Regions from separate parts of the Mus musculus genome. Here region 1 is linked to region 2. A link is a loop called in an ENCODE intact Hi-C map of the cell type or tissue named here. Cell type or tissue: left cerebral cortex. All regions are shown on one strand. Links, peaks and the distances in the headings refer to the core of each region. The heading gives the core; the rest is flanking DNA. Region 1 overlaps Thsd4 (thrombospondin, type I, domain containing 4). Region 2 has its middle 25 kb from the start of Neo1.

Region 1 (12,388 bases), core at 2,075-10,074, 1.1 Mb before region 2:
GCTCAGAGATTGTTGGATGATGAAAAAATAAGCAAGCAGGGCTCTCAGGGAGCCATGGAAGAGAGTGACTCAAAGAGGACATGCATGTCACCCTACTGTGATGGCTGGTATCAGAAGGTGGGAAATGACGAGCACTGGCCAGGGGTGAAGACTGCCTGAACCTTTGCACATTGCACATAGAGAAGTCAATGGCATAGCCACCTTGGAAAACTGTGTGCTTGGTTCTCAACAAGCTAAACATTGTGTGGTGGCATCTGTGTTGGCATGTGCTGGCAGGATACACTGAAGAGGCAGCATCGGGACCATGAGTCACCATCGGATCCAGCAACTCTGCTCTCAGATTTAGGTCTAGACAAACTGAAAGCGGGGATTCCGGTACATACTCATAAGCCTGTGTTCTCTGGAGTGTTACCGTTGTCAAGAGGGCATACAATGTAGTGAATCTATACAGCTGATTATTATCCTGCCTTTTAAAAAAATGAATTGATGTACACCACAGCATAAGGAAGTTCTGAGAGCAGTACACTATGTGAACCAAGTCAGACAGAAGGGGACAACGTGTGTCATTCCATTTCTGGGAATAGGCAGAGTCATAGAGATGGAAAGTAGATTGGGGGTTACCAAGGACAACGGGAATAGGGAGTTGTGCATGAGCACACATAATTCCTGTGGAGGATGATGAGAAAGTGCTGGAAACAAATAGTTACTGCGGCTGTGCAGTATTGGGAGTGTTTACAATGCTGCTCAATTGCATAATGAATGGTGGTCAAATCTTGAGTTGGGTATCTCTCACCATGCATTCCCTTAAAAGGGCATCATGGTTAGCGATGCTGAGAAGTCACAGAATGGCTAGAACATGACCTCTTGTACTTTGAGATGGTGGGGCCACTGGTGACATTTCCAGGCCTTCTATGATGGGGGTGGGGGGAGTTGCCAGAAATCATCTTGCAGAATTGGAGAAACAACCTCAGCTGGGAAAACCACTTGCCTTGAAAGCCTGAGGGCCTGACTTGGGATTCCCAGAGCGCACATCTACAGCCAAGCATGGTGATATAAGCTTATAGGCTCAGCAGCAGTGGGATGGGAGGCAGAGGTGGACAGATATGTGGAAGCTTGAGGACCAACCAGCCTGGCCTGCTGGGCAAAGTTCCAGGCCAACAAGAGACTATTTGTACAAGTAAAGTTTTACTGTGACACAGCCACATCTATCATGTGTGTATCGCCTGAGACTTCTTGTGTTCATTATGAATAGTTAAGTAGCTGCCCCAGACACGACCATATGGGCTGCAAAACTGAAAATATTTACTACCAGAGCCTCTGAAGGGAATTTCCCAACCCCTGGCTAGGAAACATCCCTGGTCATTTAAGGAATTGGGCTTTCTAAAATAATGCCTGTACTTCTGGCAGGCTACTGAGTCAGTAACACTGCCTCTTAGAAAAAGGGAGCAGAAGGGACCTAGTGCGGGCACATGACAATGAATAGGAAGGAAGAGGATGCAGAGGCAAAAGATAAAATAAAGTAAACCCTATTCATTTCTTTCTTTCTCCTTGCCGCATTCCTTGGTCACTGTGGGCAACCCTATAGCCTGAAGAATAGTTGTTGAGGATGCTAGGGTGGGACCATGGGAACCCCAAGTGTTCTTGTCAGGAGAATGGATGGAAAACAGAATGGTTTATAAAACCTGACTCTCGGGCTCAAGTGGCCATGGAAGTACAGTTTGTGGATATGGGGACCACTGCATCCTCCGTTCTCTTGATTCTCTGGAAAGGAATTCTAAGTGCTTTCCATGCAGGTCCTCCTAGAAATCTCACTGGTAATATGTCACCATATGGCCAGTGCCAGTGGTAATCAGAGGCTGCAAACTGTAGTTAGGCTCACCGGTTCCTCTTTTGTGCAGAATAATGCCTGTAACCCAGGGCTTTCAAGTGTTTGTTAATTTACTTTCTGGGGTTGAGTTCTGAACTTAAATCAGGCCAAAGACAAAGCCTGGCACTTCCAGAACTTCTATGGCACAAATTGTGCCAAGTCATGTGCCTATGTGACCTCTGAAGTATCTTTCTGACCATTGGGTGACATTTCTCCATTTCACAGGAGGGACCATCACGGCTCAAGGGTGTTAATTATAGAAGTGGGTTTTGAACCAACACATGTCTGATTCTAGTACTGGAGCTATTTCTACTGGTCAGATGCCACCCTGTTCTCCCTGGCCACCAGTACCCTCAGAATGCTTTTGTGTGCCTTCATAGGCAGAATCCATTACTTGGTACATTGCAACCCACTTTGGACTTTGAATCATACTATTACAGAACAAAGCTGATGTTTGGAGTTCTTCAGGCTTCTGCAGGTCTGTGCAAACCTCTCTCCTCCATGTGTCCCCCAATTCCACTCTGATGGTCACTCTGAGTCTGCTAAGAGTCTCCTTACGCCTTCTTGACAACACTACCACCCAGAGTTCTCTTGTCCCCACTTTACACCTTATTTTTACACCCTCTACAATAATTCCTTAATATACTGGTTTAAGTACCACAACCCAGGAATGCAGCAGAAGGGGGACACAGTGGCTCCCCGTTCACATCCATTCCTGGTCATATGACAAGCAAGTGGCATGCTGGTGACTACTTCCCATGCTGCCTTTTGATGGTGGTGTCTTTGCCTAGATTTCTACAACTATCAAATGGATGGAAAGGGGAATGCAGAAGCCATCCACCCACCTCTTGACTTGGGGCCAGTGGGAAAAATAAACTATATCCCAGGGCTGGCAACTTGTGCATGCCCCGGGTCTCCTGGCTTCTCCAGTCTGCCTGCCTGCAGCTCCTCCTGCTGCAGCCCACTGCCTCCTGCCTGCCTCAGTGGAGGAGGCAGAGCCATCCCCCTGCATTCATTCTGAGTGCTTACCTTGGACCCCTTTTCATGAATGAGGCCAGATGCACGCTCCACATTGATCATTTCTGTCCCTCCCCTTTTCTGCTTTCTGTTAAAGGCAGCCCCCCAGCTCCCAGCTGGCTCCTGTCCCCTCCCCCAGCCAGGAGAAGTTATTACATGAAGAGATCAGCTTACCAGTTTTCTTCAGAGCAGAGGCTGAGCTCAGAGCACGGGGTAGTACAGTGGGGGAAAAGAGCCAGGGAACCAGCGCGGTGCCTACGGAACTCCAGGCTGGAATCCCTGAGACACAAGTGCATCTGCTAGCGTTAGCACTTGGCAGACGGAGTCTCCTCCAGGGTAGCTTTGACTCTGGATAATAATGTTTGTCAGCTACCTGTTATTAACATTGTTCCACACTGAGACAGCAATGTTAGCAAGACCTGGGGGAGAGGTAAGCCAAATAAAATATCTTGTCAGAAGTTATATTTTTGTCAGCATTAAATTTCCCCTTCTGTCTACGAAGAGGGATCGGGGAATAGGTTTTTGTGGTGTGTAAAGAATAATGCTTTCTATGACTTTGTTTTAGGTTTTTCTTGCAGGGAAATTTCTATTCCTCTTGAAGGAGCCTATGCTTTCTAAAATCTCATGCTGAGCCTGTCCACGCAGTTGCCTCCCTGGGGACCTGCCATGGCCTGGGTGACAGATGTCTAAGGCATGCATTCTTCTTCTGCTGTTTTCAGGGGTCTGGGGGAATGCGTGTGAGATTCCAGTAGGGTCTGGTGCTGATGCAGGACGACGGACACTGCTTTTGAGGCTTTTCTCCTCTTGTGTTCAGAGAGAATCTGCATGGGTGAGAGATTACCTTTCTCCCCCTGCCCTCATGCCGTAATTTCTCCTCCTTCTCTTTGATGTGCATGGGTAAACCTGCAGTTTGCTTTCTGCCGTGGGTGTGGAGGGGAAAGAGTGGTATGCCCAGATCTGACAGGGGAAAAACAGAAGGGCATGTCTTAGTGTCTGTGAGGACAACTTCTTATCGATCTGGCTCCTGTGTTTGCTGGGTATGTTTCTGGATATGACCGATACCTCCAAGAGACGGTCTTGATGGGAGCAGAGTCTGGAAGTGTTAATCACTGAGTAGGGAGGAGGGAGCACTTAATGTCTCCACCCTGCCCTGCAAATGAGCGGGCACCAACTTTGAATCTTCCTCTACTCCTTCACTTCTAACTCGGATGGAAATTCTCAGAGACAAGAATAATCCAAATGCAGCCTTGCTCCTGAACCCGTCCTCCTCCTTGAAAAGCCTAGTGACTTTTACGTCTCTATATCTTTTAAAAGGGCCACAAGGCCACTTCCCGGCTTTGCCTTTTGTTTGCCTTGTCAGGGGCCAAGAGAACCCTGAAAGCTAATGTAATTGCTTCTTCCCCTAAGCGTGCTTCCGTGCTCCCGGGCGTGCTCCCCAACCCACGCCCATGCTGCAAGGCTGGGGTGGTCATTTGTCCCAGGCTGCCTGCCTGTTAGTTACCCAAGCCCTCTGCGCTGTGCTGTGCGTAGCCTCTGGGGGAACAGAGCTCTTGAGAGAGAAGCGAAGATGCCTAGTAGATTAGAAATGCTGACCGCCGAAAGCAGACCACTGGTCTCTGCTTGAAGTCAAAGTTTGCGACTTCCCTGTTGATTTTTTTACTGTGTGGAGTAAATGACAAATGGGCCCACCTCATTCAGCCCAGAGCACTTAAGCAGGCGAGAGGCAGGCTCATGTGGAAAATATTTCTATCACCGCTGCCGACACATCTGGTCAGGGGAGACCTCCATACTGGGCAAATCACAGCACTGTAGCAGGCCCTCCGTGGTGCGCCAATTACTCTTATTAACAGCAAGGCAGAAGGCAGCTTCGGTTACCTGCCCACAACTGGCTCCCGGAGAGGGCCACTCTGGAATGCATGTCCTGGAGCCTCTCACACAGGAGGGACATGGGAAGCAGAGCACACAGGCATGCCCTTACCTTGATGGTATAGAGATAGCACCGGGTGCTCACTCAGGAGAGTGGGACCAGACTGGCTTTGGAGTTCAAGTATGTATGCTTAATACAACCAGTCAGAAGACCCAAATAGGGTTAGTAAGATGTCTGTCCTGCCACCACCACCCGCCCCCCCCCCCCGCACTACACAGCTGTACCATATAAAGATCTCCCCATGCCTCCTTCTTTTTTTTTTTATCTCTCCTGCACGTGTGTATGTGTGTGCTTGTGTGCATACATGTAAGTATGTGGATATTTCTGTGCACTTGGCTCTGTAAATGCCTGCACTACTAGGAGATGCTATCATTAGAATTCCTTTCACTTGTTGGAAGCGAAATGATGAGGAAGGAGCATGACTGAGCCCCCCACTCCTTAAAAGAGAATGTTGTTTATAAAGAGCTTTGAAGAATGTGGCATTTTATAGGGGCCTCTCTTTTATTGCCATGTTACCCACAAAAGCATTCCCATAAACATTCAGTGGCGTCCCTAAGTCACCACAATTTTCTTTCCTCCTGCCCACCAATGGGTTTTCATGCAGGTTCTAATTATCTTCTCTTTGGATGCTCTTTAAAACACACAGGAGGAAAGGAGGAAAGGGGAGCAGGCGTTGTCCATCCAGGCTGCTGAGCTGGCTATGTTCTCAGCCTGGGATTGGGAGCCAAGCAGCAGAGCTGGGACCAGTTGTTGTCTTGGGTGTGAAGTCTTTGCAGATAATTGGGGGCTTGAGTAGGGGAGGTACTTGTTGGTCCAGGACAGAGCAAGCTGGTATTAGGTCAGTGTATTAACTGCAGGGGGTGGGGGGAGGAGGAAGGTGGAGGGGAAAGCTGTTGCTGCCTTTGTTTCCTGGTTGCCTTGGCATTGAACTTAGAACCTTGGGGTCACTAGAATGCCTTTAACTTTGACAATATCAGAATAGAAACCATGTATACCTACAGACATCAGTGCATCCTCTGAAGGACTGTAAAGTACTTGAAGTCATGCTGGATTTTCAGTGCATTTTTAAAAAGTGTTTGTTTTTATTTGTAATTCTGTGGGGTGGGATAGACATCTGCACATAAGTGTGGTGCCCACGGGAGCCAGAAGAGGGCGCTCCTGAAGGAGGAGTTACAAATGGTTGTGAGTCACCTGACATAGTATGAGGACCTAAACTCAGATCTTCTGAACAGCCTTTCAACTGCTGGGCCATCTCTCCAGCCCTGATGCAATTTTTAAAACATGCTTTGTTGCATCTAGTCCCTATTTCCAATAATTCAGAAACTCTACACCACACGCACCCCATTCCAAGCTGTCTCTGTACCTTTGCAAGTGTGGAAAGCATGCCGGGATGCAGTCAGAGTCTCTGTGGAGATAGAGATAGGCAGTGAGGGACTGCATTTCCTGTCCTTATCCAAGGAGACCAGTGAGGTCCTGTTATATGGAGGGAGGAGAAGGAAGTAGGGCTAACCTGAAAGCCTTGAACTTCTGTGTACTGAGGTGAGACTGTGTCAAAGGATGCTGTGGTGGGACAGTGTTAAAGGATGCTATTTTAACTTTGTAAGGCAATGTGGCAAAACCTATCAGACTTAAAAAGAAATATCCACTAATGCTTGCAGACTTTCCTTTTGTGGTGATGAAAATGTTTAGGAGTTAGGTGGTGGCAGGGTGATTGCACCGTTCTGTGACTACACTAAAAGCCACTTATGATAGCTCTCCTTCCATTTTATGTGCTGGAGAATAAACCTAGAACATCATATATGTTAGTTATGTAATCTACACTTCCACCCCCAAATTACAGTGTGTGTGTGTGTGTGTGGGTGGGTGTGTGTGTAGGTCAAACGTCAATGCCATACATTTTATCTCTCTACTTTGTTAATTTTTAATTTTGAGATTATATTTCATTATATTTCTCCCTTCCCTTTCCTCCCTCCAAACTCTCCCATATAACCCTCCCTGCTCTCCTGCAAATTCATGACCTCCTTTTTTTCACTAATTGTTATCAAATACATATGTGTGTATATATAATATATATTACATGTGTGTATTCATCTATATTACTAAATATAGTGTATAATGCCCATATAATGTTACTTGTGTGTATTTTTCAAGGCTGATTGACTTGTCACTGGCCTACCAATCAATGTGTTCTTCCCTGGGGAAGACCTCCTCTTCCACTCCCAGCTTTCCACAGTTGCCTGTAGTTTTTATGTAGGGTTTGGCCATGTCCAGTTTGGCCTATTCTTTGGTGACATCCTTGTTCAGTTCATTAACATTCTTTATTCTTTGAAAGCTTCACACAGTATACAGTACATATTAACTGTATCCACCACCCCCCCAGTGCCCTACATTCCGTCTTCTTCCAACTTGATGTCTTTTTATTTTTTGTTTGTTACTAATAACCCTGAGTCCAGTTAATGCTTCCTGTATTCACATGGGCATGTAGCCAGCCACTGGAGCAAGGGCCACCTACGAGCAGCCATAGCCCCAAAGGAGAGTGACTCTCCTTCCCTCAGCAAGCATCAATTGCCAGGAACCCAATAGGGATAGGGCAGGATCTCTCAGTGACCCGGGAACCCAAAGCTTTTGAGTCTGAGCAATGGAAACCAACAGTCTCACCTCCTTCCAGATTTAACTCATTCCAGTGATGAAGTATTTCTAGAAGTAGTTCACCACTGAGTGTGTGGCCCGCCGGATATGTATGGTAGATACTGTTATCCAGTTATAAGTTCCTATCCACATTTTTATAAGGAAAGGTTGTTGAGCTTTACCAAATTTTGTTCACCTTCATTAAAACACTCACTTGCCTGTTTCCTCTGCTGCATTTACATAGTGGTTCTATGTGATCAGTGGATGTCTGTGTCTGTACAATTGCCTGTCTACTGATGCACCTGCTAGATTCCATGTAGTCGTTGCCTTTGCTACCTGATACGACTTATGAGTATTGCATTGCTCTCTTTTGTAAGTCAGTGCCATTGGGTCCTGCCAATCTAATGATGCTAGCCCAAAGTTTTACAAATCAGTCCCTCATCTTCTCACGTGCTTTGAAACAGTTTAAACACCAGAGAAATTATCACTTGGCCTAAAGGATTTTAAAAGTGAATCATAAAACCACCAAGCTGTTTCGAGGATTTAAGTGTTTAAAACATGACTCTTGTTCCTATAGAAGGTGTAATACTTAATACGTATAGGAGAAAACATGTCCTGTGGAAGCAGACTGTCAAGCAGGTAATTAACAGACAGCTGTGGACATTGCCCCGCTAAGAACACCAGGCATCCCTAGCCTTGTGTGCCACTCCCAGGGGCTCCAGCCACCCTGCTTTCTCTCCCTTAGAGAAAATACTGCCCAGAATTTTATGTTATCCCATCATTGCCTTTAAAAACAATAATGGCAGCTAGTGGGGGGGTGGCATATACCTGTAATCCTAGCACTGGGGAGGCAGAAGCATGCAGATCTCTTTAAATCCAAGGCCAGTCTGATCTACATAGCAAGTTCCAGGACAGCCAGTATTACATAATGAGACACCATCTTAAAATAATGTAATTTTTGGTAATAGTAGTAGTGGTAACTACACATGTATATATCTATAAAGGTCATATTATTTAATATTGTTTTGTTTTAAATTGTATTAGCATGGTCTTTACATTGTCTTCAGCTTGATTTCTCATTTAACATGAATGGTACACTGAGCTGTGGTTCCTTCATTTTAGCACAACACAGCATGAGTATGTGGAACTTAATATATGTAAATATAGCATCATTCTTTGAATAAATACTTGTCTTTTTTTAAAAAAAAAAAGTTTTCTTTCCCCGTGTACAAGTGCTTAGTCTACATGTATGTGTGTGCACTGCATGTGTGCCTGGTGCCCTCAGAGGACAGGAGATGGCATCAGATCCTCTGGAACTGGAATTACAGACAATGATGAGCCACCATGTAGGTTCTGGGAATCAAATCCAGGTCCGGTGTAAGAGAAGCAAGGGCTTTTAACTACCGAGCCAACTCTCCAGCCCCAAATATTTGGGTTTTCTTGTTTGTTTTCCTGCTATAAACATTCTGCTATGAATGTTCTGGAACATGTGTCCTCATAAGCATCAGTAAGGATCCCTGCAGGGTATGCATACGCGTTGCCTTGCTAGGTCACCGAACATGTCTGGGAGGCATAAGATATGCCGAGTTGACTTGCTCGGCTGCTATGTCCACACTCATGCCTACTAGAAGTGCAGGCAAGTTCTCAAGGGTGCATCGTCTTTCCAGTACTTGGTATTAGGGAATGGATTAATTTTACTGCTATATTAGGCATAAAATAGTATCACTGTATAATTGACATTTCTCTGGCCATCATCAATCACTGTGTAGCCTGTCCATACATCTTCTGTGAGCTGTCTGTACCTCCTGGTTTTAAATTTGATTTTTGCTATTTCAACACCAAGTCAGAGGCTCATTACATAGTTTGAATATGAATGTTTTTCTCGTTAGCTCCTGTAATATTTTTTCCAGTAGCTCATATTAAATTTTATAGTGTTTTTGGCTCAACAGAGGCCCTTAGTTTTAATAAATTTAAATGCATGTTTTATGTCATTATAGTGAGTCTTTCTACTTCTTAGGAAATTATTCCCAAGGACATAAAGCTAATCTCTTACATTTCTTTCTAAAAGTATCAAAGTCTTGCAACTCACGATTAAAAGCATTGTAATTTTATTTATTTTCAAGCTTGTGTATGTTGAGATTATTCCTCATCCATGCTTCTGCACCCTCCTTCTCCTCTCCTCTTTCCTGATGGTCTCTTCTGTCACCCAGAAACAAACACACATACACACACATACATATATACACATACATACACACATACACACACATACACACACACATACATACATACATACACATACATACACACATACACACATACATACATACACATACATACATACATACATACACACACACATACATACACATACATACACATACATACACACATGCATATACACACACATACACAAACATATACACAATACATACATATACACACACACACACATCCACACACACACACACACACACACCTCCTAAAAACTACAAATAAGAGAAAACATATACTATTTAATAGGTAATTCACTTAACATGGAGATCCCCAGAGCTGATTTTTCTATGTATTGTGAGTAGGATCTGTTTTCATTTTGTCCCTCAATGATAGGACTGTTTATGCAATAGTCTCCTCCTTTCACCAGACTCTGTCCGATATTGAGTTTCCACTCATAGTTTCTTCTGTATCTGTCCTCGGTTGACCATCTCTCCACCTTTACATCTGTAATTAAGGGTCTTAATTACTAACGCTTATAGCAAAGCTCAATCCGTAGAGCCTGTCTCTCCTTCTTGTTATGGCTTTATATAAAAACTTGCACTTTCTAATGAACTTTAAAATTGTAATTTTCAATTTTCCTTGACAATCCTTTAGAAGTTTTATCAAACCTATTTTTGAGTCTGTAGTTCTACTCGGGAACACTGACATTGCTTTTATGACATTCTATCTGTGAACATAGTATCACCTTCACATTTGCTTATGTCTTTGAAGATTTTCAAGAAAATGTAACTTTTTTCTTTCTAAGTGCATAATTTTATTTGTAGTAATGATCATTTTGCCTTTTTCAGTTCTTATGTTGCTACTGAAAACAGCTTACCATAAATTTTTGCTTGTACACTTTACTAGTTTAATAATGTATCTTTGATTCTTACTCTGTCAAGATAATGAACTTCTCTTATGAATAGCCATTGCTATTCATACTAGGTCCCAATATGTAGCCTTGGCGGGACCACCAGCATGCTCCACATAAACCAGGCTGACCTTGAACTCATAGATAGCTGCCTGCCCTTGCCTCCCAAGTGCTGGGACTAAAGGCATACTATACCACACTTGGCTTTAGGTCATGGATTTTACTTGATATTTTCTGTCTACTGGGATAATTTGGTCTTCTTCTGCTAATCTATCAGCATGGGAAATTGCTATTTAGGTTACATCTTGTAAGATCTGATATAGAGTGCTGATTTTTCAGTCTCATGTGTTTTAAAAATCGATGTGACCAGTGCGTTATGTACTTGAAAGGTAAGTATGGAGAACTGGCTCCTTTTTCCTAATCCCAATTTAACCTCTAACTTGATTATACTATGGTCAGAAAATGCAGTGTCTGTGACTCTGGGGTTTCCAGAGTTGTTGCTTTCTGCCTTATTTTACGGACAGGTTTCCTGTAAACATTGTGAGAGTTACTTGAGGAGCATGTTCATTTTGATGCATACATTTATAATTGAGTACTGGAACCTTAAGAGTGTACTTTACAGTTGTATATGGGGGTGAGTGGGTAGGAGCTATGTACTCGTTTGCAGCAAGGTATTAAGATGCATGTGAATGTGAGTGTACCTGTGCCTGTGTATGGAGAGCAGAGGCCAGCATTGGCTATCCTTCCTCAGGAGCCATCCACCTTGTTGTCAGACACAGAATCTTTCACTGGGATCTGAGGCTTCCCAGTTTAGGGGTGCCCTGGCTTTGCCTCCCTAGCAATGAGGGTCTCTAAATTGTCAAGCTGCAGGTCCCAATGAAAGGACGCCACTAAGCTCGGCGTTTTACATGGGGACCAAACTCAAGCTTTCCAGCGTATGCAACAAGCATTTTATCAGTTGAGTTGCCTCTCTGCTAGTCTGTTAAATTGTTCATTGATTCAATAAATGCACATATTTATGGAATATTACAATACAATTTAAAATGATTAGATCAAGATACTTGGTATATGTATCACCTCAAATACACAATTAATATCAACCATAGCTATTCACCTGTGTTGCAGAACCGTTAAACGTTCCCCCTATCCAATTGCATTCCTGTCTCCGCCAACCAGCCTTCCTCCACCCCTCCTTCCACCCTTGATCGCTTATCTGTCTACTTTCATGAGAGCCATTTTCAAGCTCCCACAGGTAAGTGAGGGCAAGCAGTCCTTGTCTCTTTGTTCCTAGCTTGTTTCCCTCAACACAGTGTTCTCCAGGCCCATCCAAAGTGCTGTGAACAACAGCTTCACCCCTGTGAGCTGAATAACACTTCACTGTGTGTATATATGTATGCCGTATTTTCTTTATTCATTCTTCCACGTATGGATGCCTAGGTTGATTCCTTTTGTGAATAATAAATTGGGATGCCTTGGTGTATCCATTAAACTAGGGTTATAGATAAAATGGCTGGTGACCTCCATATCTTTACTTGTGTTTGTATATCTTTTGATATTTGATGGATGGTTATTGAGATCTCCCACCAGCAGCTTTACAGGCCTGGGAGGGGTGGGCCATGACTGCTGTCACTCATCCTGGGAGGGGTGGGCCATGGCTGCTGTCACTCATTAAGCCACCCTGTCCTTTGTGCTCATGGCCCCTTGTGTTCAGCAGCTTCCTGCCTCTCATTGTTCTAGCCACTTCTGACTTTAGGATGTCTTCATCTCCACAGTGCTCCGTCTGGGTAGCCCTTCCACTTTGAAGCTTCTCGCCATCATAAAC
Region 2 (12,388 bases), core at 2,100-10,099:
GATTCATCTGAGAGGCTCCTGGTGGACTGCACCAGCGCTGTGTGTTATCAGGGTATGCACAAGGCTGAGGGAAGGGCCATTTAAATCACAGTCTGCTCGAGAAGTGTTGGGAAAGCTGTGGTGCTGCAGAGCAGTGATCAAAAGCCAGGAGGCAGCCAGCAACACATCACACCTGGGCACCAGAAGCAGGGGACTCAGAGCCCAGGTGCCTGGATGCCACCCCAGCTGCTTGGTGTCCTATATGAAAACCAGATTTCCCTTTTGGAGGCATGGCTGATGGCTTCCTGTCTGTCTGTCTTTTACTTCCAAACAGCATAGAAAACACAGGCAACTGGCAAGAGACAACGGGGACCCTCAAAGCAAAGAGCAGACACAGCAAAGCAGAAGGCCTACCATGAGAAAGGGAAAGAAGGGCTGGCCTGGCTCTGAGCTCATGCAGAAAGCAGAAGGTGTTTATAAACCAAATGTATGGAGGAGGAGAGAGACTCCAGGGAGGAAGGTACAGCGGTACAGCTCAGGAGAAAAGGTTTGGCTTCTATTCAGCAGTTGCTGGCTGTTTCATTGTGCCTTTGCCTCTTCTGACTTCCAGCTGCTCAGCTCTGGGAAGAGGATAGAAGACAAAAGCAATCAATCCTGAGCTTTCCTGAGCAAGTCCAACCACATATGTGACCTCATTTAACCTTTAGCTCTACCACATATGGATAGTGTTGTGATCCCCACTTTACAGATGAGGACTCGGAGCCTTAACCCAAAGGATACCAAGATAATCTGAAGGAAGCATAAAGTGGTGAAATGACCTGCTCAGGTTAACACGGCTGGTGATATAAAGTGAGAATTTGAATCCATGTTTAGTCTGCATTCTGCTTTTCTTGAATCGTAAAAGGCTCCCTCTTTTCCCTTTATCACAAAAACTAGAGCTTTAAGAGCCTAGAGTATATGAATGAAAGCATTTCTGACAACTGTGGAAAGCTAAATAGATGTAAAGAATTCTTCTTATTAACATCAAACCTCTCCAGGCAAGTCCACAGTGAGATAGTGGAAAACTGTGGTTCAGAGAAATGCACACACTTGCCAACTCCATGACACTACCTCCCAGATCACCACCAGTAATAAAGTGAGTTAATGACTGAAGAAAGCTTTTAATGGTGGGTTGGGCTCTGTGACCTCTAAGGTCCTGCCAAGTCAGTATTTCTGAGAATCAGAAATTTTATCAAAGCAGTAAGAATGTAACAGCTCTGGGCTGGATCCCACCTCCAAGAAAACGGTGAAGTCAGCAGAATGTTTCCTTCTTGTCTCCCATTTCATGTCTCTGCTTTTGGTTCGTACTTTCAGCCCTCACGCCAGGCATTCATCACTCTTGAGGCTGGCCTTGGGTTGTGAGCACACAGAAGGAAGGAATTTGAGAAATGAATTCAGACAAAGGGAAGGAAAGGTCATTTTGATGATTGGCTTCAGCTTTGACGGCTATGTGATCTGGAGGGGTGTCATTTAACCTCTCTGAGTCCCAGACTGCTTATCTCTGAGATGAGAAAACCTACGCTTAGGACTCGTTGCAGGATTTAACTGCCATGACATGTGAAGTGCCCTCCGTGCAGTTTGAACACCAGGCATCCATTCCTTTCCAGCCCCAAGCTGCAGTGCCTGAGCAGAGTATGGAAATTCTGCGCCTTTGAACCATGATTCCACACAGAAGGCAACCCAGGAGTAGCAAGTAATAACTAGTCCAACAGCGGGTGTTCTTTCCTGAGCAGAAGAGATAAGCTGGATGTAGAGAGAAGGGAATGTGGGCTAGATGTGGCTGCTTCCCAATTATCTCACAATCCATGCATTTGAGTGGCTAGCATAGGCATGGGCACGTGAAAGTATCTCCTTGCTTAATATTACTACATTTCAATTGGAAAAAAACAAAAAACAAAACAAAACAAAAACCCACCACCACCACCAATAACAAAGCCTTTCTCTTATAGCCGAGAAATTTTTAGATGGCAGGACAGAGAGAATTCTCACTTGTTAAAGTGTTTGTCATGCAAGAGTGAGGGTGAATGTGGATCCTTAAGACCTATCTGAGCACAGCAGCATGCTTCTGTGATCCCAGTACCTGGGAGGCATAGGCAGGGAGATCTATGTTCTTTTCCCAGCACCTATACCAGGAGACCTCTAACTGCCTATAATGGCAGCCCCAGAGGACCTATGTGCTCTTCTGGCCTCCAGGGACACTCATACACATGTGCACATGTACATAGGCACATATAGTTTTAACTAAAAAATAGGAGAGCCTCTGTACATGACCTGTGCACACAAGCATGCACATCCACAAATGGCTGTCTTGTGTGGACAATCAGGTAAACCTCAGATGCATAAGAAAATTATTCCAGGGACTCGGGGTTCCTTTGTCCAGAAATGGACCGTCTATGGTTATGAAACATTACTAAGCATTGCAGCCCTGATCTAGACAGAGGAGTGTGGGGATGGATCCCAGCTTTCACTTCTAGGGCAATAACAGCATGGATTTCTTTGGAGTTTAGTGATCATTTATGCAAAAGTATTTACTGCTAAGTGAACTGGAACCACCATGGAAGCTGAGACTTCCTTCTGCTAGCTTTAAAACACAAGGACCTTTGTCATGGTATTTGTGCTCTGTTTAAAGCTGTTTCTAATGGTGCCCAGTGGCACGCATTTGTGAGACAAATGAATTGTGAAGGTCATAATTACAAAAAGCTATTTTGTAGAGGTGAGGTGGCTCACCTACCATCTCAGTATCTGGGAGGCTGAGGCTGGAGAATTGTCAGATGTTTGAAGCTAGCCTGGGATATCAGGTGAGACCACATAAGCATGTTTTTAAAAAATCTATTCTTTGGGTACTGCAGAAACAGTGCAGTGGCAAAGAGCACTGGCTGCTTAGCACTGGCTAGAAGTCTTCTTCTAGAGGACTCAGGTCCTGTCCCAGCACCCACACAAGGGCTCACAGTCATCTGTAACCCCAAGTTCCTGGAGATCTGACACTCTCTTTCGGCTTTTGTGGGTACCAGGCACACATGATGCACAGGCATAGATGCAGCCAAAACATCATACAAGTAAAAACATTAAAATAAAAAAATGTCAAAATCTACTCTTCAGATCCACTGTGGCCATACATTTTAGCAGGCAGATGGTCACAATCTCTTAAACATATAATGGATATAGCAATTTTTCTTTGTTTTTTCTTCTTTCTTGCCTCAGGCTTAGGGTACGTAAATGTCACTGCCAAGAATTCATATTGTGACACAGAACCTTCTTTTACTACCTTTGCCATTTGCTAATAAACAATAAATAATTCCTTGGGAACATCTGCCCTTTGTGGTAATTAGAGAACTGTTTACTTTGGTGATGGGATGAGAAAGATATGACCTTTTAACTTCTTCTCAATTGGTAAGTGATGGGGAAAGGGAAAAACCATAACCCAGAGAAGACAATATTCTGGCACACTTTCAAAAGTTAAAAAAAAAACCAAAAATAAACAAACAAACAAACAAAAAACAGTACTGTTTAATACCGTCCCAAGCCTTTGTAGCTTCCAGCTCTTTATTTTATTTTATTTTATTTTTTTTGGCAAAAAATGTTTCTTAGTTTAGAACGGGAAATTGTTAAAAGAATTCATGAGGTTCTCTTAGATATCGAGTAGTGCTTTTAAAATACATTATGAAGTGAAAAGGAATGGCGGGCATGATTAAATGCCCTTTGAAGCCTATCCGGACTTTTAAGATTAGGGGAGAAATTCCAGGGAGACCACATTTTAGAGTCTGATGGAAACCAAACATTGGAGAATAGTTCTGCATCGCTGAAGACACACGTATTCTCTCTGTGCATCTCCCCACACTACAGATTCTGTTTTGTAAAATTATAGAATTTTTAGAAGTAAAAGTGGAAAGGGTACGATACTCAGGAATAACTTGTCTAATTACTTTCTTTATTTCTATCTTTTGACGGGATGGGGGATGAACCAAACCCTTCATGAATGCCAGCTTGGCAAGCGCCCTTCTGAGTCAGACCCTTGTGTCCAACAACAATTTCTAGGTTTTTCTGCAAAGGTACCAGACCCACATGAAAACTGAGAAGACAAGGTTATGTAAACATGTTTATTTAAATGTTGTATCTGTATTTTTAAATGTTTTATATTTTCCACTTGTGTATATGTTTATTATAGAAGTAGTTCTTTTGCCTTGTAGCAAGTATTCAGAAATATGTGCTTTTTTTTTTTAACCTAGACAGGAAGTTAAAATTCCAGATTGTTTAATTCAATACCAGACATTTGGCAAACCTATGTAAATTCATGTTGCTTCTCCTTCGAAACTTGGGATGTTTTTTGCTCCCTTAGTGACTGACTGGGGAAGGAGATGCACCCCAAGCATTTCCCAGGTGAGGGCTTCCCACAGCTGCCTCAGGCAAGGGCCGCCTAAGCCAGAAGAGCAGCAACAGTCCTAACTGTTGGGTCCAGGAGCTGGGCCCTGCCTCCCTCCAAAAGACAGAGCCAAGTCTAAACGGACAACTGTAGACCAGTGAAAATGCAGATCAGGAGGAGCCCAGTCAAGGTCTCAGTCAAGGTCCTAGGGGAGAGAGCACGTGCCTGTCACTCCTTGCATGCCATGTTAATCTCACTTGATATGGTGCCACTTGACCCAGCACATTCAGCAAGAGGGCCAGGCAGGATGGAAGCAGCAGAGTCTAGGGCGAGCCTTGGCTGCTGACAGGAAAAGAAAAATAAGTCAAGGAAACAGAAGACCAGGAAGGAGCAGACCAGTCAAGTGAAGTGGGAAGTAACCGCAGGGCTGTGGAGAATGGAATGGGGCTGGTACAAAGATCCAGAAAAAGTGTATTAACAACATTGCCCCTTGGGAAATAGCGACTCTTGTTCAGTGTTCTCTGAGGTGGTACTGAGACTCTCCCAAGATGGGAGGCTTACACACTAATAGATAGTTAACTTGCTTTCTACAGAGTTACGCATCCAACAACTGCACAGGATTTTTTACTGAGAAGTCGAAAGAAAATTGGGGAGGAAGCTGCCTTAGAGACTTTCTAGAGAGAGAGAAACACAACACTCACATAGATGGTGATGTCTGAGGGTGTTTCCATGAGGTATGGAAGCTAACTCTCTCCTCCCTTCCGTCTCCATCTTGATTACTTGAGGCCCATGTATAAAAGGGCAGGTCATGGAAGCTGCTCTAAGGGCACCAAGGCCAAGCAGTGGAGAAAGATCACAGGCCAGGACAGCTGATGGCTGACTGAGGCCCTGCTTAGCTCCTCCCTCCCTCCTGGGATGAGGTTTCCAATGCTGGCCTGGCAGAAGGTCTCGAAGCCTCCTGAGAGAAGGTGGAGCCTGAGAGATCATGGTCCTTCTTACCATCCACACAAACATCCGGGAGATCACTGGAAATTTATCGACTTTTTCGCTGGCAGTCCTCACCCTTGTCTTAGTTCCTTTAGGACATCTGTGGGGTCTGGAATTCTGTGTTTATGAGTTAAATGTATAGCTTAAAATTAGTTGAACAAAACCTGTAGAGGGACAATTGGTATTTTTTAAAAGTTAGGTGTTAGGAATTTCCCTTACTTCAGAGAGCTCTCAGGTCACGTCTGCAGTGGTCACCTATATTCCCAGCACTTGGGGGCACTGAGGCAGGAGGATCATAGAGTTCTAGCCAAAGGTTTACAGAGCAAATTCTGCCCAAAAATAAGTAAGGGAGGGAGGGAGGGAGGGAAGGAGGGAGGGAGGGAGGGAGGGAGGGAGGTAGGGAGGGAGTAAATAAGAGGGCTAGGTGTATAGTTCAATCGATAGAGCACTTGCCTAGTGCGCACAAAGCCTGGGTCGGACACCTAAGTACTAACATACATGGTGATACACAATGGTAATTCCAGCGTTTGAAAGGTGGAGGCAAGAGGATCAGAAGTTCAAAGTCAACCTTTGGCTTTCTAATATAGTGGGTTTGAGGGCAGTCTGGAATACATGAAACCCTATCTAAATATAGAGAAAAGAAAAAGCTGATGGGAAACACCTTTAGTTATAAACTCAGGTAAATAGAGTGCGTTGTTTGTTTGTTTGTTTGTTTGCCGTAATGACAATATAAACCTTCCGGATAAAGACAAAGATGTGACAATAGTAACTGCTAGCCTGACATGGAATACATGAAGCGCCAGTCTTTATTAAGAAGAAGGAAGTAGAGGTCTGAAGAGGTGGTTAAGAGGACTTGCTGCTCTTATAGAGGACCAGAGTTCAGTTCCCAGCATCCTAATCAGGTAGCTCACAGCCATCTTTAACTTAAGCTCCAAGGCCTCTGGGACCTCTGTGCACATACCCACATGCACATACACACACACACACACACACACACACACACGCACACGCACACGCACACGCACACGCATACACACCCCTATACATAATCTAAAATAATAAAAATAAATCTTTCTAAGGAAAACCATAAATGCCTGTCAAGGGTGCACTTTGTGGTAAAATAGAATATATGCATAGAATGCCCAGGACCCTGGATTCAATCCTTATTACATGTTTATGGAGTGCACACACACACATGCATACACACACATGAGAGAGAGAGAGAGAGAGAGAGAGAGAGAGAGAGAGAGAGAGAGAGAGAGAGGAAAGAGAGAAAGAGGAGGGGAGGGAGGGGGTAGATGGCTCAACACGAGAGAAGAGGGTTTTTTTTATGTGCCAATAAGTTGTATTTAGCAGTTAGGAACAGAGCACATTTATCCCTTCCCCCACAGCCTTCTCTCAGTCCATGCAAAACAAATTGGAGTGAGACAACACCATCTGCTCATTTCACACTCTGTGGAGAAGCACGTCAATTCCTTCTCAAGGTTAGGAAGTCCAAACTCAAAAAGACCCTCCCATCATTGTGCAGTCAAAAATGCCGCCCGAAAGCAAGAGCCTAAGAACCTAGGAAGAAGAGTCCAGAATTTCCGGAAACATGACAGCGTAAGGGCCTCATCGATGTGTCTTTATGGGAGTGCCACACCCTGCTTTACTCGGTGGCACAAAGTCCTGTTTCACTATCTGGTTGCATTTCCCTGATTCCGTGTCTCTGATTTAGCTTAGAAGAAATGACAGTAGAAAATGGCACACAACTGCCACAGTGCTTGTGTCCCTGTGCCAAGAGGGCAGGAATGAATAACAAAGATAAAGCTGGATCATCCGCAAACTGTTTTCTCCTGATAGTTTCCTTCTGAGTAGCAAATTTTTTTTTTACCTTATTGGCAATCACTTAAGAAATCTGAATTCCTTAATTAGACTCCATTATTCTATCCAGCAATGATGCTTTGAACTGGAGAGGAAACTCAGACATTTGATTCCCCTTCTATTTTGTACTTGGCCAAGCTCGAGGCTCAGAAGTTAAGATAAGGGAGGTTTCTTACTAATTCATAGGAGTGCCCCAGAGATTAGCAAAAAGGCAGCCCTTCGCTGTGCTGGCGAAGCTTAATCTCCAGCTTTAGCCAGCCACCCATTAACTAATACCATTCCCAAGAAGACCCCGAGTACAGGAAATGTACAGACTTTGCTGAGACGGTCAGATTCTTAGAACGCAAAATCTGAAGAGAATTACATTTCAAGTTACCTGTAGCACACCTCCCTGGTATCCACACTGGTAACTTACCATCCCCCTTGGAGAAAAAAGTGACTAACAGGAAAGGATAGATTGTCGCACACCTAGTCCTGCGTGTGCACCCATCATGTAAAACAGTCTCTTTTTTATTCATGAATCTCTTACACCAGAACTTTGGTAAACAGGACCATATTAAAACGAATCCATCCAACCATTCGACCATCTGTTGGTGTGCCCATCTGCCCAACAAACGTTACCCTGACACCCACAGTGCCAGCCCTCAGAATCACCCAGACAGATAAAGCATGGTTCCTTCCATGGTGACTGGGGGCTGGGGACAGAGCTCTGTATCATAGTGTGGTGGTAAACAAAGTTACAGAAATCAAAGGGTCTGGCCCCCCCAAAAGAGGGAGTCGCTAACTAAGTGATGGTGGGCTGAAGAAACCTTCCTGGAGGAGCTGAAACCTGAAAGACAAGTTAGAATTTATTAGACGTGTGCACTTTAATCAGAAGGCCCAGCTTGAGCAAAAGCAAGAAGGCATGTAAATGCCTAGGGTGACGAAGGAGCCGAAGGAGCCGGGGCCAGGTGGTCCTCCCGCTGTCTGTCTGCAGCCAAGATAGAGAAACAGGTGCGGCCGAGAGGAAGAACATGTATAGACCGCATTTGTACACTTCTCTGTGGACTTGGGCATCACTAGGGTGATTTCAGGAGCACATGTCCTGAGGTCATCTCTGTGATGACAATGGGAGATAGGAGGAAACCCAAGGTCACTGTGCTTACACCATGCTTTTTAAAAATCATTGTGTGTGTGAGAGAGATATCTGTGTGAGAGAGCTAGCATGCCACTGTATGAATATGGAAGTCAGAGGTCAACTTCTAGAAGTCAGTTCTCTCCTTCTAGCTCATGGAAGTAGGGTCTCTTTTGTTTCTGTCAGGCTACTTCACCCAGGCTAGCTGACTCTGAGCTTCAAAGAGATCCTCCTGTCTCTACCTCCTTCCTCCTCACTCTAGGAGAGCTGGGATTCCAGTTGAAAGCCACCATACCCAGACTTTTTACATAGTGTCAGAAATCAAACTCAAGTGTATGGCAAGCACTTTCACCTGCTGAGTCACCTCACTGCCCCTTTAATTAGTTAATTAATCAACTAGTTAATTAGTTAACTAGAGACAGGGTCTCTTATTGTTTGGTTAGACTGGCAGTTCCCAGGATTCCCGCCTCTCCCTTCCCCAGGCCTGGGTTTAGAGGGAAAGGAAGGGTCCAAACTCAAGCCCTCGTGCTTGCTCCGCCAGCACTTTACTGACAGACTCCTAAGGTAATCCATAGCTCAGCTTTGACTGGGATCCAGTGAGCTGTCCTTTGTACCTCAGTGGCACTCAGAGGCCATCTGCTCTGGTGGCAGAAGACCTTGTAATAATCAAGCAGCCCAGGGAAGGTAGAGCTGGAAGCCAGGCCCTGGTCTCCTGGCTCCAATTAGAGAGTCTTTACCTCTAACACTACTGCTCGGCCTACCGAAGTTGTGCATTACGGGGACTACTCTCTTTGGGTACAGGAAAACTGTCTCTATAATTGCCAGTCAAGGAAGGTGGGGTTAGCTAGGGCCAACCTAGAAGATAATATTGTTCTGTTCTAAAATACCTCTTGGTACCAAAGTTAGAAGAAAAATTAATTATGTGGCTTACAAATTGCTGTCTTTATTGATCAAGTCCACATTACTTCTCAGATTTGATGGCGTTTCTCTGAAACGTGACACGTGTAGACTGAGAGTGGGGGGTGGGGATTAGGTACAAAAGCATCCTAGGGAGTGAGCAGCCGCAGCAAGGGAATGAAACCCCACCCAATTCTTCTGAACTGCAGTTGAAGTTATTTTACTGCCACGGTTATACTTCCAAAGTTTTTGTGTTGGCGAAAAAGGCTGGTACAATAACGTTATTTTTAATTTGCTATGTGGTCCATGAATAATTCATTTAAAATAAAAAATCTCAATATCGTTTGCGCTTATTTTAGGGTCCTAGGCATTGATTAAAATATCTGCCTGTTTAGCATATCAGCATGGTGCATGGCAGTCTTCAGGAAAATGCCTTCCCTCCTTCCCTGTGCTGTCCTGGGCTTCTGGTAGATGCACTTGCATCTAGTACAAGATTTTCTTCTTGTGGTTAACTCTATGGTGTAATTACTCAAGGGACTTCCCAACTCAGCCCCTTAATATTTATTTCATAGTGACTGGAAAGGCCAGACGGTAAGTTTTGAGGTGTTCTGTCAAGTTCATGTGAATAAACCAAGTTATTTGCCCTTGTCCCACTTCTGTCTTCAAAGCATCACATCCAGGACTAAAAAGGGAATGCCCGCTGCTGGTCACCTTACACTCCTAGCTGTCCTGTGGACAGTGCCAGCAAAGGAGCCAGACAACGGGAATCATTTCCTGAAGGCATTTGTGACATGGACGCTTGGCCCATTATGACCTGTGCCAAACCCTTCAGATCATTTCATATAGGTCTGAAAGCTGCAGTCTGGAGATCAAAGCAATCAGTTGTTACTGCCGTGGATTAGATTTGTGTTCTACTTACACATTTCCATTTGGTGTTTCTGTTTGTGTTTGGATCAGGAGAAAGCTGCATCCAGACCCCTAACATTCATTCTGTAGTTGTTTTAATCGATAGAAATAAAAGAGTCTCAGAAATGCCTACTTATCAATATGTCTAGCTAAGTCAGGAGTAAATGCCGTGTCATCTTAGGGCTGCATTTTCTCTAGAAAGCACCACTCAGGCACATTTGTTACCTCAATTACTCTGATTTAGTGGCGTAGTCAGGGAGCGTGGGGCCTCTGGCACTGTACAATTTGATTTCTAAGCTCCTAGTAAGAGGCTAAAACCATCCAAAAATGGCAACTACATGTCCTGAAAGCATCGTTGAGACCTTGACATCCTTGGTGGCACTGCTGTCAGCGAAGTGTGAGGGTCTCTGATCTGCTCTCCGCCTGGGAACAGTGCCCCTTGGTTTCACTTTCACAGAGACTCAGACTTGGACCATCGGTTTCCCGAGAGAGCCGGGAGGTGACAGGACAGATGTTGCTTTTGGACAGCCAGTTCCCAGAAGTGACCCTTTGCTTCTTTAACTGCTGTTGGCTGGCAAAGGATACAGCCGACAGCCTGAGGACAGCACTGTGCTGTGTTTTAGAAAGGGAGCACGCTGCTCTCCAAGGCCATCCCTCTGTTCTCATCCCCTCACGTCATCCCAAGGCCACAACATTAATCTGCTGCTCAGATGGGTGCTTTGAAAAGATGGGCACATTGTGCCTGGGGCTCCTCAGGGCCTTAGGACATCAGGAGAAGGCTGACCTGCAGTATGTAGATAAGAGATGAGGAGAGTGGAGCAAGGTACCTAAAGCAGTAGAGTATACTCCTTCCCTGCTTGTTTCTCTGCCAACCTGATCTAAGCAGATCAGTGTAATACAAAAATAATTATAACCATAAGAAGTTAGAAAGTAGTCTCACTCTCTTTCTGTCTCAAGACTAAACCCACGTCCAGGGCCCACTGGTAAACGTGCTTGCCACCAAGCCTGATCGCCTGAGTTCAGACTCTGGGACCTACATGGATGAAGGAGAAAACTGACTGGCACAAGCTGTTCTCTGGCCTCTACTCCAATACCATGGCATGTGCCTGTTCACACACAAATGTAATTTGTGAAAGAGGAAGTGCAGACTGGGAAAAAAAGAAGAAGAAGAAAAGAAAGAAAAAAAAGAAAAGAAGGAAGGAAGAAGAAAATATTTATTGACTCAACACTGAGATATCCCACCACCCCAAAGAATAGTTCAAAGACTAGATAGAGGTGCAGAGATGCAGCTGTACCTCAGGAGCAACAGAAACTGGGGCCTGGATGCCATTCAAATGTTACCTCATTGGTTGTTGCTGAAAGTGTTTTTATTCTCTCTTGTTGGACATTGGTTTTCTTGTTGCAAACATGACCTCACACAATTCCTGCAGTTTAAATTTTAAACTGTAAACTATTGGGTTGTACTCTCCCAGTACTCCAAAGTAAAGAGTCTCTAATGGGTTTTATTTAGGGCAGGTACCCTACATGGACCAGTGGAAGATATTATTGAAATTGACTAAGCCTGGGTCAGATGTCCCCAGCAAGCCCAATCAACCGTGGTCAGGAGATGGGAGGCACACTGATGTAATGATAGCTCTGGTGAGAACTGAGTGCCTGGAAGAAGAGTGAATGACAAGCACTCTCAGAGGTGTGCCTTCCAGAAGGCACCAGAACAGAAAAGACAACATTAACACATAAAAGATACAACCAGGGATCCTCCAAGACAACAAATTCAAGGTCAAAGCCACTCATCAAAGACAGTAATCTTATCTTGATAGGACATATATTTCCAAATAAAAGCAACAATAGTAACCTCTAAAATATTAAATAACATATTATTAGTACAGTAAATCTATTACAGGTATTAGGAAAAATGAATTGTATGCCTATAAAATCAAAGAAATTCCATTAAAAAAGCATTTGAACTGATAGAGTTCAATAAAGTGGTAGGATGATATAAATATACAAAAATCAATATCCAGCCTGTGTAACAGCAATAACATTAAAATATGATTAAAAAGGAAATCTCAATCCTAAAAGCATTAAAATATAATAATGGTGTGGAACAGCCAAGAATGAATATTTGATCTAAGTGGTTTAAAGTTCATTAGCATAAACCACAAAATACACACACACACAGGTTAAAGGCAAAAACAAGGAAGAACTAGCACTATTGGATGTCAGACAGTCTCAAGTGAAACAGT

What was found. Hi-C counts contacts between places; a loop is a spot of excess contacts. Peaks named below come from ENCODE experiments on the same cell type or tissue, not always from the same donor. Only the 100,000 strongest peaks of a DNase experiment are listed, where the experiment ranks them.
Region 1: it touches region 2 in a loop (7-fold over the local background); 2 of 42 quality-filtered maps call a loop at or near these places.

The regions. Positions count from the first base shown.
Region 1 is chr9:60,131,913-60,144,300 of GRCm38, reverse strand. The region is part of intron 7 of Thsd4 (thrombospondin, type I, domain containing 4); the gene reads left to right. Among named protein-coding and RNA genes, the nearest start is that of Gm7616, 190 kb to the right of the region's middle. In left cerebral cortex, for the core only: a CTCF peak has its summit at 5,948 (motif pointing right); a DNase peak (open chromatin) is centred at 3,130.
Region 2 is chr9:59,054,813-59,067,200 of GRCm38, reverse strand. No RefSeq gene overlaps it. Among named protein-coding and RNA genes, the nearest start is that of Neo1, 25 kb to the right of the region's middle. In left cerebral cortex, for the core only: no CTCF peak of the experiment used is centred there; a DNase peak (open chromatin) is centred at 6,851.